2 separate regions of the Mus musculus genome follow, and region 2 is linked to region 1. Evidence: chromatin contacts called from ENCODE POLR2A ChIA-PET data. All regions are on one chromosome and are shown on one strand. Each heading gives the region's core, a stretch centred on a gene start or an enhancer-like site at or near the end of the contact. The rest is flanking DNA. Distances are from core to core; before and after follow the strand shown. Region 1 has its middle 4.5 kb from the start of Gm46150. Region 2 has its middle 5.8 kb from the start of Gm46151.

Region 1 (6,730 bases), core at 3,845-6,344:
TTATGAAATGTATCTAACCATTCTAAGTCTTCATGCTTTCTTATAGTAAATATGTCTATCTTTGGGGCTGAGGAGGTAACTCAGAAGTTAAGAGCACTGTATGATCTTCCAAAGGACCCAGATCCAGTTTCCAGCACCCACATCTGGCTCACAACCACCTGTAACTTCAGTCCCAAGGGCTTCAACAACCTCTTTGGCATCCAAGTCAGTCCACATGTGGTGCATAGATGTATATGCAGGCCAAACACCCATATACATAATAAAATAACATTAAAATTAAAAGAAGAAAGAAAAAGAAAATGGGCTAGAGACATGGCTCACTAGTTAAAAGCACATATTCTTCTTGCAGAGGACCAGAGTTCAATTTCCAGCACCCACATCAGGCTGCTCACAACTGCCTGTTAACTCCATACAATCTGATATCCCTCTGACCTCCTCATGGAGAGAGACAGGCAAAGAGACAGAGAGAGAGTGAGAGAGAGAGAGAATTTAAATGAATGTTTTTTTTTAATTAATCTATCATTTTTACCTTTCCCTGTTTAAAAAGAACTGTTCTGCAGGATGGTGGTGGCACACGCCTTTAATCCCAGCACTTGGAAGGCAGAAACAGGCAGATCTCTGTGAGTTCAAGCCCACTCTGCTCTACAGAGTAAATTCAAGGACAGCCAAAGCCACACAGAAAGACCTGTCTGGAAAAAAAAAAAAAAAAAAGAAAGAAATAAGTTAATTTTTAAAAAAAAGCATTGGAAATGTAAATGAAGAAAATACCTAATTAAAAAAAAAAACCAACTGTCATACTTTGTATAAAGGACATTCTAGATTTTCTTACCCAAAGTTCTTGTTTTATTACTTTTTCAATTTTTGTGTAAGTGTGTGAGATTTATGTGTAGGGTAAGTACACATGTGTGGAGCCCAGAGGATAACCGCTCCTTCTGAGCTGTTCACCTTGTCTTCTGTGACAAGGTCTCTCTCACTGGGACCCTGAGGCTCACAGACTCAGCATAACCAGCGAGCCGCAGGAATCAACCTGTCCCCACATCTCCATGCTGGGATTACAAGTACCCATCGCCGTATCTGATGATTTGCATGGTGTTGGCTACTACTCCAAGGTCCTTAGGCTTGCGTGTGGCACGCACCTTACTGACTGAGGTATCTTTCCTACCTGCCTTGCTTTGTTCTTTATGGTTTATCTTTGATCAATCTAGATTTGTTTTTTTAAACAGATTTATTTAAGGATTTATTTTCTTTTTAATTTAGGGGTGTGTGTGGGAGGGTGTGCACATGAGTTCCGGTTGTCAGGAGAGGCCTGAGGTGTTGGGTCCCCTGGAACTGGAGCTACAGGTCCTTGTGAGCTGCCTGACGTGGGTGTGAGGACTGAACCCCAGTCTCTGCAAGAGCAACACTCACCCCTCACCACTGAACTGTTTCTCCAGCTTCCCTAAATTTATTTTGTAGGGTATAAGAGGCTGTGTCAAATTTCCTCTTACATTGCCTGTGCTATCAATAATATATCCCATAAGCCACTGGATTAATGATAAACCTATTTAGTCATAATGAGTACTCATGGGATCTGAAATCTATTTACAGATTATATAATTTATTTATAATTTTTTTGTCTCTGCCTGTGCTAGTATCATAATGCCTTGATTTCAGTGAACTTGAATTGTTTTGATATCTGTTGAGGACAGACTCCTGTTATTCTTCACCTAGATATCTCTAGATATCTTAGACAGGTTCTTAATAGTCATAGCTGTTCTGGAACTCTCTAAAGTCTACATAGACCAGGCTGGTCTTGAACTCACAGAGATCCACTTGCCTCTGTCTCCATAGTACTAGGATTAAAGGTGTGTGCCACCACACCTAACCTGTTTTTTTAAGGTGTAATCTAAATTTGGGGAGTATTTATTATTCCTCGGAATCATTTCCACTATTTTATTGTATTAAATAACCCTATAGACATATAATCTATCACGTGTATATATTAGTTTAGAAACAAATGGTTGTTTATGATATTGTATCCCTAAAAAAAATATTGTTTCTTTCAAAAGGATTTCATGGTTCTCTACAAAAAGTGTATTTCTTTGTGCTAAATTTATTCTAAGCACTATGCAATTTTTGCTAGCCTTATAAAGAAAATGTTTTCCCACTTTCATTTCTAGGTGCTTATTATCAAAATAAGAAGGAATATTTAGATGCACGTATCCTCTATCAAGCTATTTCCAAAACTATTTTTTATTTTGGTTGGTTTAGTTTGGTTTTTGGTTTTTGGTTTTTTTTCCAGACAGAGTTTCTCTGTGTAGCCCTGCCTGTCCTGGAACTCACTCTGTAGACCAAGCTGGCCTTGAACTCAGAGATCCACCTACATCTGTCTCCCAAGGGCTAAGACTAAAGGCATGCACCACACACCTGGCTCCAAATTATGTTTTGTTGTTGTTGTTTTGTTTTGTTTTTGTTTTTTTGTTTTTGTTTTTTGAGACAGGGTTTCTCTATGTAGCTCTGGCTATCCTGGAACTCACTTTATAGACCAGGCTGGCCTTGAACTCAGAAATCTGTCTGCCGCTGCCTCCTGAGTGCTGGTATTAAAGGCATGTGCCACCACTCCTGGCTCCAAAATTATGTTCTTAATCCTAGCAATCCTAAAGTCTTCCGGCTACTCTAGATGAGCTATAAGACAAGCTGTGGTATGGCATTAGCTGTGCCCTCTAGCCTGGCAAGGTTCCACCGTCCTACACTGAACGTCCCTTTTGGTCTCTGTCACTGGTTTTGTGTTGTGCTTTCAGGGTAACTTGATTGTGGATCCAGGTCATCTTTGCCACTGAACAGCATAATAATGACTGTTTTCTCTTCCAATTCCTCTGATGAGCTGTATAATTGGAAAAATCGCTCTTTTAGTTCAGTATCCTTACTTTATATAAATAGCTGCAGGTGTGCCCCCTACCACACCCCCATAGGTTCATTTGTCATCTGCCTCTTTTAAAAGCTTTATATCACTGGGGGTGGGGTCCTTTGTCCCCCTCCAAATACCCTCTTACTCTCTAAGCTCACTGAGGTTCAGGTCTGAGCACAGGAGCCCCACTAAAGAACGGTTGTTCTATCCGTGGTGAAAGGGGCAGTTTCTGCCCTGACTGTGACAGCTGCAGGCATGCAAGACTGTATGGCAGACTCTGGCAGACTGCCCGTCTCCCTTGGAAGCATCTGGAAAATGTTCCCCTGGCCTGGCCTCTGAAGTCTCTCCCAACCTTAATGGCAAGAAGACTTAGTCTATTATCTGATACCTTTTCCGTTCTGGGATGGGACACAAAGTATAGATGACTTCATGGAATGTAATGGCAGCCTCTTCCTAGGGTCCCAGGTTTCTCCACAGTTCTAAAGCATGCTCTTCCTTACATTCCCTTCTGATTGGGTGGTTTGTTTGTTTGTTTGTTTGTTTGTGAACTTGACAGAGCTAGAGTCGTCTGAGAAGGGTAAGCCAATCTTGAGAAAATGCCCCTATCAGATTGGCCTGTGGGTGTTTTCTTGATGACCCAGTTCACTGTGGGCAGTGCTATCTCTGAGCAGGTGGTCCTGAGCTATATAAACAACAGCAGCAGCAACCACCACCACCACCTAACTGAGCAAGCCATAGGAAGCAAGCCAGTAAGTAGGGCTCTCCTGTAGCTTCTGCTTCAGTTCTGCCTCCAGTTTCCTGCTCTGAGTTCCTGACTTGACTTTCAGTAAACCCTTTCCTCCCCAGGTTGCTCTTGGTCATGGTGTTCATCCCAGCAATAGAAATCCTAAGACAATCCCACTTCCCAGTGCTTGCTTAAGCCTTACCAGTATTGACCGAACTCCTGGGTGAACAGTCAGCCCTAGCTCCCTCGCCTAACGCTGTTTTTCTCAAGAGTGGCAACAATTCACTTGAAAGCACAGGAAAAGGAAATCACCTTATTGAACTTGGTGATGACAACCTGCGCCCTAGATCTAACTATTGTCATCAATAGTCCAATAAAAAGAGACAAACTGATAGTGTGCTTTTGTTTGTTGTTTAGTTTTCCTAAAGACACAGTCAACACAGTCTGCTTCAAAGTCCCAAACCTAGGTACAATTGGAACAATTGGCTCATAAAAAGGCCTTCCTAGTGGTTGATATGTTTTATAAAACGGGGTATGATGTGGAGGGAGAGGGGTGCCTTAGCGGGCCCATGCTGAGGCGCTCCCCACCCCCAATACACACACCAGGTGTCATATCAGCCATACAACGGGTGTAGCATAAAAGGAAGTTTATTTGGGACGTGGGAAGGGGTTCTGAGGAAGGGAGCAGAGGCAGAGGGGAAAAAAAAAAAAAAGAGGACAGAGGGGGACAGTAAGAGGGAGGAGAAAGAAGAAGAGGCCTCTAGGGAACAGGTGGGGAGAGAGAAAGAAGTTGGAAGGGATGAAGGGAGGAGTAGATGGAGGGAGGGAGGGAGGGAGGGAGAAAGGGAAGGAGAGAGAAAAACAGACTGACAGAGACACAAAAAAGATGGCGAGTTCTTTTTATCTACGAGCCAGGCTCATACCTGGCTGTTGCTAGGTAACTGCTAGGCGGAGCCTAGAGGAAATGCTAACACCTAGCTCTATGAAAGTCCCAGCCTCAAGGGATGGTCAGAGGGTGCTGCCTTCTGCTACCTCCCATGTCAGTTTGAGATTTAAGATAAAACACAGAGCAGAGGGGGTAAGCTTAGTAAAACGGTTGGTACTGAAGCCAATCAATCTAGCATACATCCGTCCCCTCCCTCAAATCGCAGAGCCATGGCGGAGCGAAACCCACCTCAATCTTATTCAGGGTTCTCTGTCTTTGCCCTGCCCGAGACACCCAGTCTCTGGTAGCTTAAGATGCTGGCTGAACATTTCTCCCAAATCCAAATGGTTGAGAGAGTGGGGGCGGGGGGGGAGCGGTACGGTCCTCAAGCGCCATAAAAACAAAACAATACAGCCTTCTTCTGCAGGCGTCTGCTCTTGTCAGTGCCCTCCTCTTGGCCCCCGGAGTGTGCTGAGCGTGTGCACGAATGTGCCCAGGAGCCCAGAGCTCCCGTAGCGGGGCGGGGGCAAGCAGGGCGCTGCGGGGGACCAATGCCGCACAGTAATCGGCTCTCCTCTGCTGGCGCGTGGCCGAGTACCCCCACCCCGAGGGGGTGCGTTCGTTCGCGGTGGAGAATTATCTCATTGTTCCCAGACTCAGCGGCCCCCCACAGCTAGAGATCTTTTCACCCTGGCAGCCGGGCGTCCGGCGCTCAGCCGCTCCCCGCGCACCTGCCCTGCGCCCCCGCCCTCCCGCCCGCCATCTGTCGTCTGAACGCCATTGTCAGCAGCCACGCCTGGCGTCCTGGACGACACCCAAGGGGACCCGGGGCTTAAGTCCCAGAAAGAAGCAAACAAGGAGGGTTTATTCCAGTCCTGTTTGGAAGTGACCTTGAGTAAAATAGACAAGTCTGCGCTGGGAGTGGGGGTTGGAGGAGGGAGGGTCCTGTTCTCCCGTCTGCTGACTTTTCCAAGGGGTTTCGTTGGGGGTCAGAGGGTTGAGGGTACACAACTGGGCTTTTCGGAGAAGCTTTTCTCTCTAGGAGGAGCTACTCAGCAGGCAGATCTCGCAGCGAGCCTCCCATTGGAGCCCCGGGTGGGAACCCATTTCAAATGCAGATGTTCTCTTTGTCTGCCTGCGAGTTTGCCCCTCTGGTTTACCCCAATTGTCGCAGCCTCTGGGGATGCCGGGTTGAAAGAAGAACCTGTCTTTTCTGCCATCACAGGTGCAGCGCTTTCTGGACCCACTAGCCGCCTGCCGCTCGCCTCGCTGTTCTTCTCCCAAGTTTGTTTACCGTCTTCCATCCTGCTTTACCGTTAGAGGAAATTTCAAACACTTCCCTGAGTTTGAAAACAATCGCAAGCAATCCAAAGTTGCAGACACTGAAGTCATGGTGACCTCACCTTTCTAAATCTCTGTGCTCACAAACCTAGGCGCCTCCTCATCCCCTGTAGGGACCTTATAGAACGCGCGCGCGCGCGCGCGCACACACACACACACACACACACACACACACGCACACATCTCACTCCCATGCAGTCCATCAACGTTTTCCCTGGATGGGAAAACAAAGCCCCAAAGACAGGCGATAGTGTGGACAGATGTGAACTTTCACCTCATTGCACAAAAGACCCATTGGGCTCACTGCTCAATTTGGATCTCTATTAGTAGCCAGCACACATCGTGCAGAGGGAAGGTCGGGGATCAAGGGGGCCTTTGGGGATGGTGTCTCCAGGCAGACAGCTCAATGGGAGTTACTACTCCCTTCCTGGAGGTCTCTTTAGTCTGCACCAAGAAAGGAGAGTGCACCCCTGAGTGTCCACTCCCCCAGGAGGCCCACTTACCTGGCTCCAGCTGTCTCCACTGGAGCAAACTGGGACCTGCTCTGTTAGGCTGGGACCCTGGAAAGACCCTGCCCAAAGCTTGGGGGTAAAATATTTACCAGACCAGAATGCATATAAAAGTTTTAATAAAGAGTATGCACTGTGGGAAGGAGAAACACAGCTGTCGGAGTTCTCAGAGGGAGTCGTGGCAGAAGAGTGAAGAGCAAATGGGGCCTTTTGATAACAGACAAGAGAAGTCTCACCCTGTTTTATGCTGAGAGTCACTTTATTTTATGACACCCTTTGTCCTACCTGAAGCAAGTTTTGGGGGTGAGGTGTCTCAGGCCATTCTGAGAGAGGCTGTAGTTATT
Region 2 (6,600 bases), core at 2,179-4,678, 94 kb after region 1:
GGGGCATAGGAGGACTCTGTTCAAGGTCGAGTGTGGTGGCTAGTTTGTCTTGTGTGGTTGCTTTCCCCGCCTCTTCAAGCAGGAAGATAAAGGGGCTCTTTAGTTGCTGGCATAGGTCTTTTCCATCATGTCAACATGGAGACCCATAGTGACAGGGTGGAAAGAGGCCATGAAGCCCTGGGTTTGAGAGTGCAGCCCTGACTCAAGCTTCTCCATCTTTATCCCCATCTACTCTTCTCAGGGTGTCCTGGTGGGTCATCAAACGGACACCAGGGCGATGCTTCAGTGGGATGTGAGGATGCGTGATGTGATAATGACTAAGTCAGACTCAAAAAAAACCACCATTTCTCAACTACTTACCAACCTTGGGCCCTATTCCCAAGAATCTCAGTATTCCTTGGAGGTGACAGTGTGTTAAGACAGAGGCAGGTCCAGGCACAGCTGAGGCACAGATGGGTGTGTTAGAGTCACCTACAGCAGAGAAGAACATTGGGGTGGGGGGAGCGCGGCCTAGAAAGGACTTTAGTGGAATCCTGGGAGATATAGGACCATAGAAGCTTCTCCCAGAAAGGGGGGGGGGATCTTTCTAGAGTCTTCTTTCATACCCTGAGGCCACCATGTCCCTGTGCTAGTATTTTGCTAGAGAATTCCTGTCATTTCTGCTACTCATGTGTCTAGATCAGCTAGCCTGTAAGCCTGTGCTCTAAAGCCACTTTCTGAAGATGGATATGATCAAAGATTCCCTAGGCAAGGGAGTGGTTTCAGGAAAGAATTAGTCTCAGAGTGTTGGCCTCTTCCTCCTGGTAATGCTTCCTTCTGCCCGGAGCCTTCTGCATGTTAACCTTCAGACCTCTGTGTGTCCAGGGGGCTGCATGGAAGGCAATGGGCAGGGCCCAGTCTCATAAGCAGGGTGAGTCTCCTTCTGCACAGCTCCACTCCATCGGCCCTTACCTTTCCTAATTAGGTGGATGTCTGGCCTCCTTGTGCTTAGAATGAATAGAAAATTACCTGGCTTGACTAATTTCATAGGAAAAATAAGGCCTTGTAAAAAGCCATTTGGTGTATATTGTTTTGTCTGCATGTATATCTGTGCACCACATGTGTGCCTGGTCCCATCAGAGGCCCAAGGACTGAAGATACAAATGGATATGAGCTGCCAGGTAGGTGCTGGGAATCAAACTTGGGTCCTCTGGAAGAGGAGCCTGTGCTCCTAACTGCTGAGCCATCTCCCCAGCTCCCAGATAAGAAGCTGTTTACAAGTTTTTCTTCTGGTTCTATTCTTTATTTCTTTCACATTTATTGGCTTATTTTGTGTGCATGCGTGTGTGCCTGCATGTGTGTGCTTGACGTGGCATTGTGTGGAGGTCAGAGGGCACCTGTAGGGAGCTGGTTCTCTTCTACCATGTGAGTCCCAAGGATCCAACTCCTCGGGTCATTAGGCTTGGTGGCAAGTGACATTAATCACTGAACCATCTTACTGGTCTTTCGTTATTCTACATACTTTAGATGGAGTCCTTAACTCCTGATTCTTCTTCCTCCCAAGGGCTGGAATTACAGGCACGCACCATTCCATCCGGTTAATCTTGGAGATTCAGCCTGGAGCTTCCTGCGTGGTAGGCAAATGAACTCACTGAGACGAACTTTGTCTTTGCAAAGTTTTAAAATTTATCTTGTAATGTTTGGAGTTGGGGGAGATGGACTGGGTTTGTCGATGTGCCTCCTGGTCCCACTCAGAGATTCTGAGTCAGGCAGTCTTGAGTAGGGTCCAGGACTCTGCATATTTTGAGACTCATCCCCAAGTAATCCTGCTGCTGCTAGCTTGGACAGGAATGATAAAGGTGAGTTTGCATTCCTTCTCAGCAAATCCACCCAGTGTGAACTTCTCCTTTGTCAAGACTTGGACAAATCCCACAAGATTACTTTTTAAATCCGCTGTCCCTAAAAAAAGAATTTCACGGAGGAATGTAGTTTGGAGGAAGGCCCTCCCACTGAACAGGGATAGGAAGTGCACGGTAAACTAGGGTAGAGCTGGAAAAGCCCCACCAAGCAAGCCGAAGAACATGCTCGGGTGAACACGCTCGGGTGAACATGTGTCGACTCCTTTTCTTCAAGCCTCTTCCTTTCTGTACCAGGTGCCAGACGGTCCCGAGGCAGAACAAAGCCACAGAAGACAGCTGATATGAAAGGCTTTAGCCTTCATAGAACCAAAGTCCCCTTGGGTCATGGTTCGAGTGTCTGTACCTTGACTGCCAGGAACAGTCTTCAGAGTCCAGTTACCCGGGTCCTTGGCCCCAGACAAACTCCAAGAGTTGATAAGATAGGAAGGTCGTCTTCTTGGCTGTGGCACACACTTCCTCAGCCCTGGCCTGATTTTGCTTGCATCCCCGCTGTGACATGAGCAAGCACGCATGTCACATGTCACGAGCTGCTGTTAAGGTCAAGGCTCGGGGACCTTTGATATTACCTCAAGCTCATCAGAAATGAGAGACCTGCTATTGTTTCAAAAGGTTTGACAAGCTTGAATTTGGATGGTACACCTTGTCAGCACTGTCCTCGGTTCAGTGTCATTGCGTAGCTGAGAGGTCGGACAGGCACGGGAGTGATATCTTAGGCATTTTTCCAAGCTCGAATGCAGGTACTGGCGACACTGCATTCGGGCCCTCATTTCTGAAGATGCTTAAACACCCCTCCCCCACTTCCTTCCGTGAGGACTCCTTTAGTTACTTTGTGACACCCAGTCCTTCCAGTAAGTAGAAAGGGTGTATGCAATAGAATTCTGGTTACAGGGAGGTGACTCCACCGTCCTTCCACGCTCACTATATAGCATGCACTCTGCTGACCTTGTGACACAGGACCTCAGAAAGCATCAGTGCCAGTCTGGATAGCAAAGGTGTTTTGTTTTTTGAGACGGGGGTGGGGGGGGTGGGGTGGGGGGTGTGCCTCTCACATTTCTATCTCTAAAACTAACACAGTAAATACGTAAGTAAATGTTATACAATGTTCTTTCTCTTGCCCTTAACAGATCATTTTGCATACCCCCCAATTTGGAGATCATTGACATGGCTGGAATCTTCCTAGCCAAGGACACACATCTCTGAGAGCCCGCATTTCTCTCTCAAGAAGGGAACACACACACACACACACACACACACACACACACACACGTATTTAAAAAAAAACCAAAAACAAACAAACAAACAAAACACCTCAAAACCATTTGAGTAGGTCTCTACAACACAAAGAAACTCTGTCCTAGGAGAAAAAGTCGTGCTTCTACTTCTGGATCTGGGAAGCCACACTCCCATTATTCTGGGTCGGGTAGGTCCCAGACTGGGGGAAGGGAAGGTGGAGAGGGCACCAGGGCGTCTGAATTTGTGGAATTCCTTTGGACTCACTGGCAGTTCTCAAACTGCGTTCCTGGAGGGATAGTGGCTGTGTTGTTGGCCTGAGCATGGGGAAACAGCGGCCCCTGGTGGTGAAGTTATGAAATGCTCTCCAGGCACCGATTAGTAAGTCTTGAGTTTGTCTGGGGCCAAGTAAGTCTTAGTAAGGCTATCACGAGACATCTTGTCCTTCCAAACTCTGTAAGCACTTTCAGAGAGGCTCAAATGTCCTGAAAGATTAAAAAATGAGGGAACCATTTGTTGCTGTGCTCCCCGGTGGCTATCCTCGTAGCCTTGAGAGGTGTCGGAGCTTTTGAGGTTACTAATGTCAGCTACTCTGTGCCAGGAAGTGTTCACACAATCAGGCTGGAAGGTGTCCATGGTGAGGCTAGGGGCTCCTGCCAGCTTGAAGCCCCTCCTCCTCATGCCCCCTTCCTCCCTAGGGATTCTTTGCTCCCCCACCCATTGCCTCTCACCCTCTCATTTAGCTGAGCTGGTTTCTTGTTTTTGTAATAGTGGGTCTTGAACCCAAGTCCTCACACATGTTAGGCGAGCACTCTGGCATTGAGCTATGCCTCCTGCCCCCCCCCCCAAACTCACATTTAGCTTGCTTATCTCTCCACTAAAGCAGAAACCATCAGGACTCACATAGCCTTGCACTGAAATACAAGAGGACTACATAATTGCTCCTGCTTGGTTTCTGTTTTTTTGGTAGCTTGGAAGACAAACCCGCTACACTGTGACCATTTTCTTTTGGAAAGGTCTGATGTAGCCATTCCGCTCCGGCATGGACTGGGGTAGAGAATAGGCAAAGAACCACCCATTCCAAAAAAAGAAAACATGATTTCCAAAGAAATGCCCTGAAGCCAATTGATCTCCAAAGCCCATCTCCTTGGATGCTTGTGAATGCTTTTCCTTTTAGGGTTAGAGGACTGAAAACGGCTCACCCTTTCCCTGCCTTTTTCCTCCCAGGGACATGAGGACTGTCTCTCTTGGCTCCGACCTTTCAGGGAGGAGAGACGCAAAGGCTGTGGTAAACCCATGGACAAAGGATTTTTATGAGCTCAAAGGTGTTTCCAATTTCTTTTCTTCTTATTTTTTTAAGATTTATTTATTATTATACATAAGTACACTGTAGCTGTCTTCAGACGAGCCAGAAGAGGGCATCAGATCTCATCATGGGTAGTTGTGAGCCACCATGTGGTTGCTGGGATTTGAACTCAGGACCTTTGGAAGAACAGTCAATGCTCTTAACCACTGAACCATCTTGCCAACCCTCCAATTTCTTTTAGACTAGACATTAAACACCATTAACTCCAGGACAAGTGCAGGTACAGACACCATAATGGGCTAGTGATTCCACTAAGTATGTCATGTATTTATGTTGAAAAAAAAGGGGGGGGATAATTTGGCTTAGCGGTGGTGGTGGCCTTTAATGCCAGCACTTTGGAGGTAGAGGCAGGCAGATCTCTGTGAGTTCAAGGCCAGCTTGGTCTACAGAGGGAATTGCAGGATAGCCAGGCCTACACTAAGAAACAGAACCATCCCACTCCACCCCCAAAAGAAAAAAGTGTAATAGTTTAGCCAAAACTTGGAGACAAAACTATCCCAGTAGGACCAAGGGACCAGCCGTGAGATAAGGAAGAGGTGTGAATGCTAACTCTTTCCCTCTTTCTTCCTTTCTTTTTAAAGATTTATTCATTTACTTTATGCATATAGGTGCTCTATCTGCTTGTACACTTGCATACCAGAAGAGGGCATCGAGATCTCATTACAGACCGTTGTGAGCCACCATGTGGTTGCTGAGAATTGAACTCAGGGCCCCTGGAAGAGCAGCCAGTGCTCTAAACTGCTGAGCCATCTCTCCAGCCCCTCAACCCTTATTTTCTAGTAACAGAAGCTAAGAGATAACATGTGGGGGTCTGGAGAGTCAATTGTGACCAAGCCTGGTGACTTGAGTTTGGTCACCATGAGCTGTATTTACTTTAATTATTAGAAAATGAGCTTTTCAGATACTTCTTTGATTTTTTTTCCAAACATAATAATTTAGAATCTTAAAGAAACCAGTAAAACGTGTCAATGTTGATAGACATTTTCAGAATAAAAAGACCCAAAGCTGGGAGGTGAGGGCAGGAGATGAAGAAGACTCAGACCAGTCCAGACTCTAAGCTAGGGCGAACATGTGAAACTCATTGTGAATGTATCCTTTATTCAGCTAGCTAAGGTAATTGCCATCTAGGGGGTGTACTGCTTCTGTGTGCTAACCTAGGCCTGCTCCTGTAAGCTTCTAGCCTCTATACAATCTTCTTACCTAGGCCTATAATGTTTTTGGCCTCTGAGACTTGCTGCTGAATAAGTTCACCCTTTCTTCTTGTAACTGAGCTCATATACAGACCAGTTCAACTCAGCTGTACTGGCTCAAATGCCTCTCCAAGCTGACTGATTCAATCTGGCTTCTCTCAGTTTCTCCTGACTTGCTCTGCTTGGCATCAAACAAACTCTAGCAATCTGTCCTGATCTTCTGGCTCCTTCTCACTCTTTCTCTAACCTGTCTCTGTACAACTGTCCCAGTAAAACTGTCTTCTTTTCTCCCGTTCTCTCGGACGCTCTCTTTTAAGGAGCTCCCCTTTCCTGTCTTCTCCTGAGAGTTGGGCACATCCTATTCTGTCAAATCTTTCTCTGATTCGTCACTTTGTCTGCCACTCAATTAGACATCACTTTCAAACATGGGTGCTCCTTTCTACAATCTAATCTTACCTTTACTGGTTGGAATTAAAGGTGTTTATTAAGGGCATATCTGTGTTCTAGCCAGAGGGATTAAAAATGTGTGTCAAGGGCTGAGCCATATCACAACTAGGAATAGGTTTTTAAGTAAATAACCATCCTGGGTCCACAGTGTGATCAAATATCCTGCACCAATGTATACTTTGTGATTCTACTTATTTTATTTTTAAAATTTATTTCTTCGCTATGTATACATTTATCTGCATGGATTTATGTGCTGTGCACCATGTGTGCTGCACATGTGTGCAGGTGCTGGTGAGGCCATTGGATCCCCTGGAACTGGAGCTGCAAGCAATTGTGAGCTGTCTGATGTGGGAGGAGGAACCCAACCCAGGTCAATGGAAGAGCAGTCAGTGCTCTTAATCACGAAACCATCTCTGCAGCTACAGTGGGAAAAGTGAGCAATGCACACCAGTGTAAACATCTTCACCTG

Evidence for each region. ChIA-PET counts read pairs that join two places held with the same protein, here RNA polymerase II (POLR2A).
Region 2: POLR2A ChIA-PET joins it to region 1 with 28 read pairs in embryonic stem cell. The contact joins two enhancer-like sites. POLR2A ChIA-PET finds 5 or more read pairs at or near these places in 4 of 5 experiments (Patski and embryonic stem cell).

What each region holds. Positions count from the first base shown.
Region 1 is chr9:102,684,982-102,691,711 of GRCm38, forward strand. No RefSeq gene overlaps it. Among named protein-coding and RNA genes, the nearest start is that of Gm46150, 4.5 kb to the left of the region's middle. Within about 2 kb of position 5,095, at least 1 of the 3 ENCODE cell types and tissues checked has a DNase peak (open chromatin) inside an H3K27ac peak, as active enhancers do.
Region 2 is chr9:102,781,108-102,787,707 of GRCm38, forward strand. No RefSeq gene overlaps it. Among named protein-coding and RNA genes, the nearest start is that of Gm46151, 5.8 kb to the left of the region's middle. Within about 2 kb of position 3,429, at least 1 of the 3 ENCODE cell types and tissues checked has a DNase peak (open chromatin) inside an H3K27ac peak, as active enhancers do.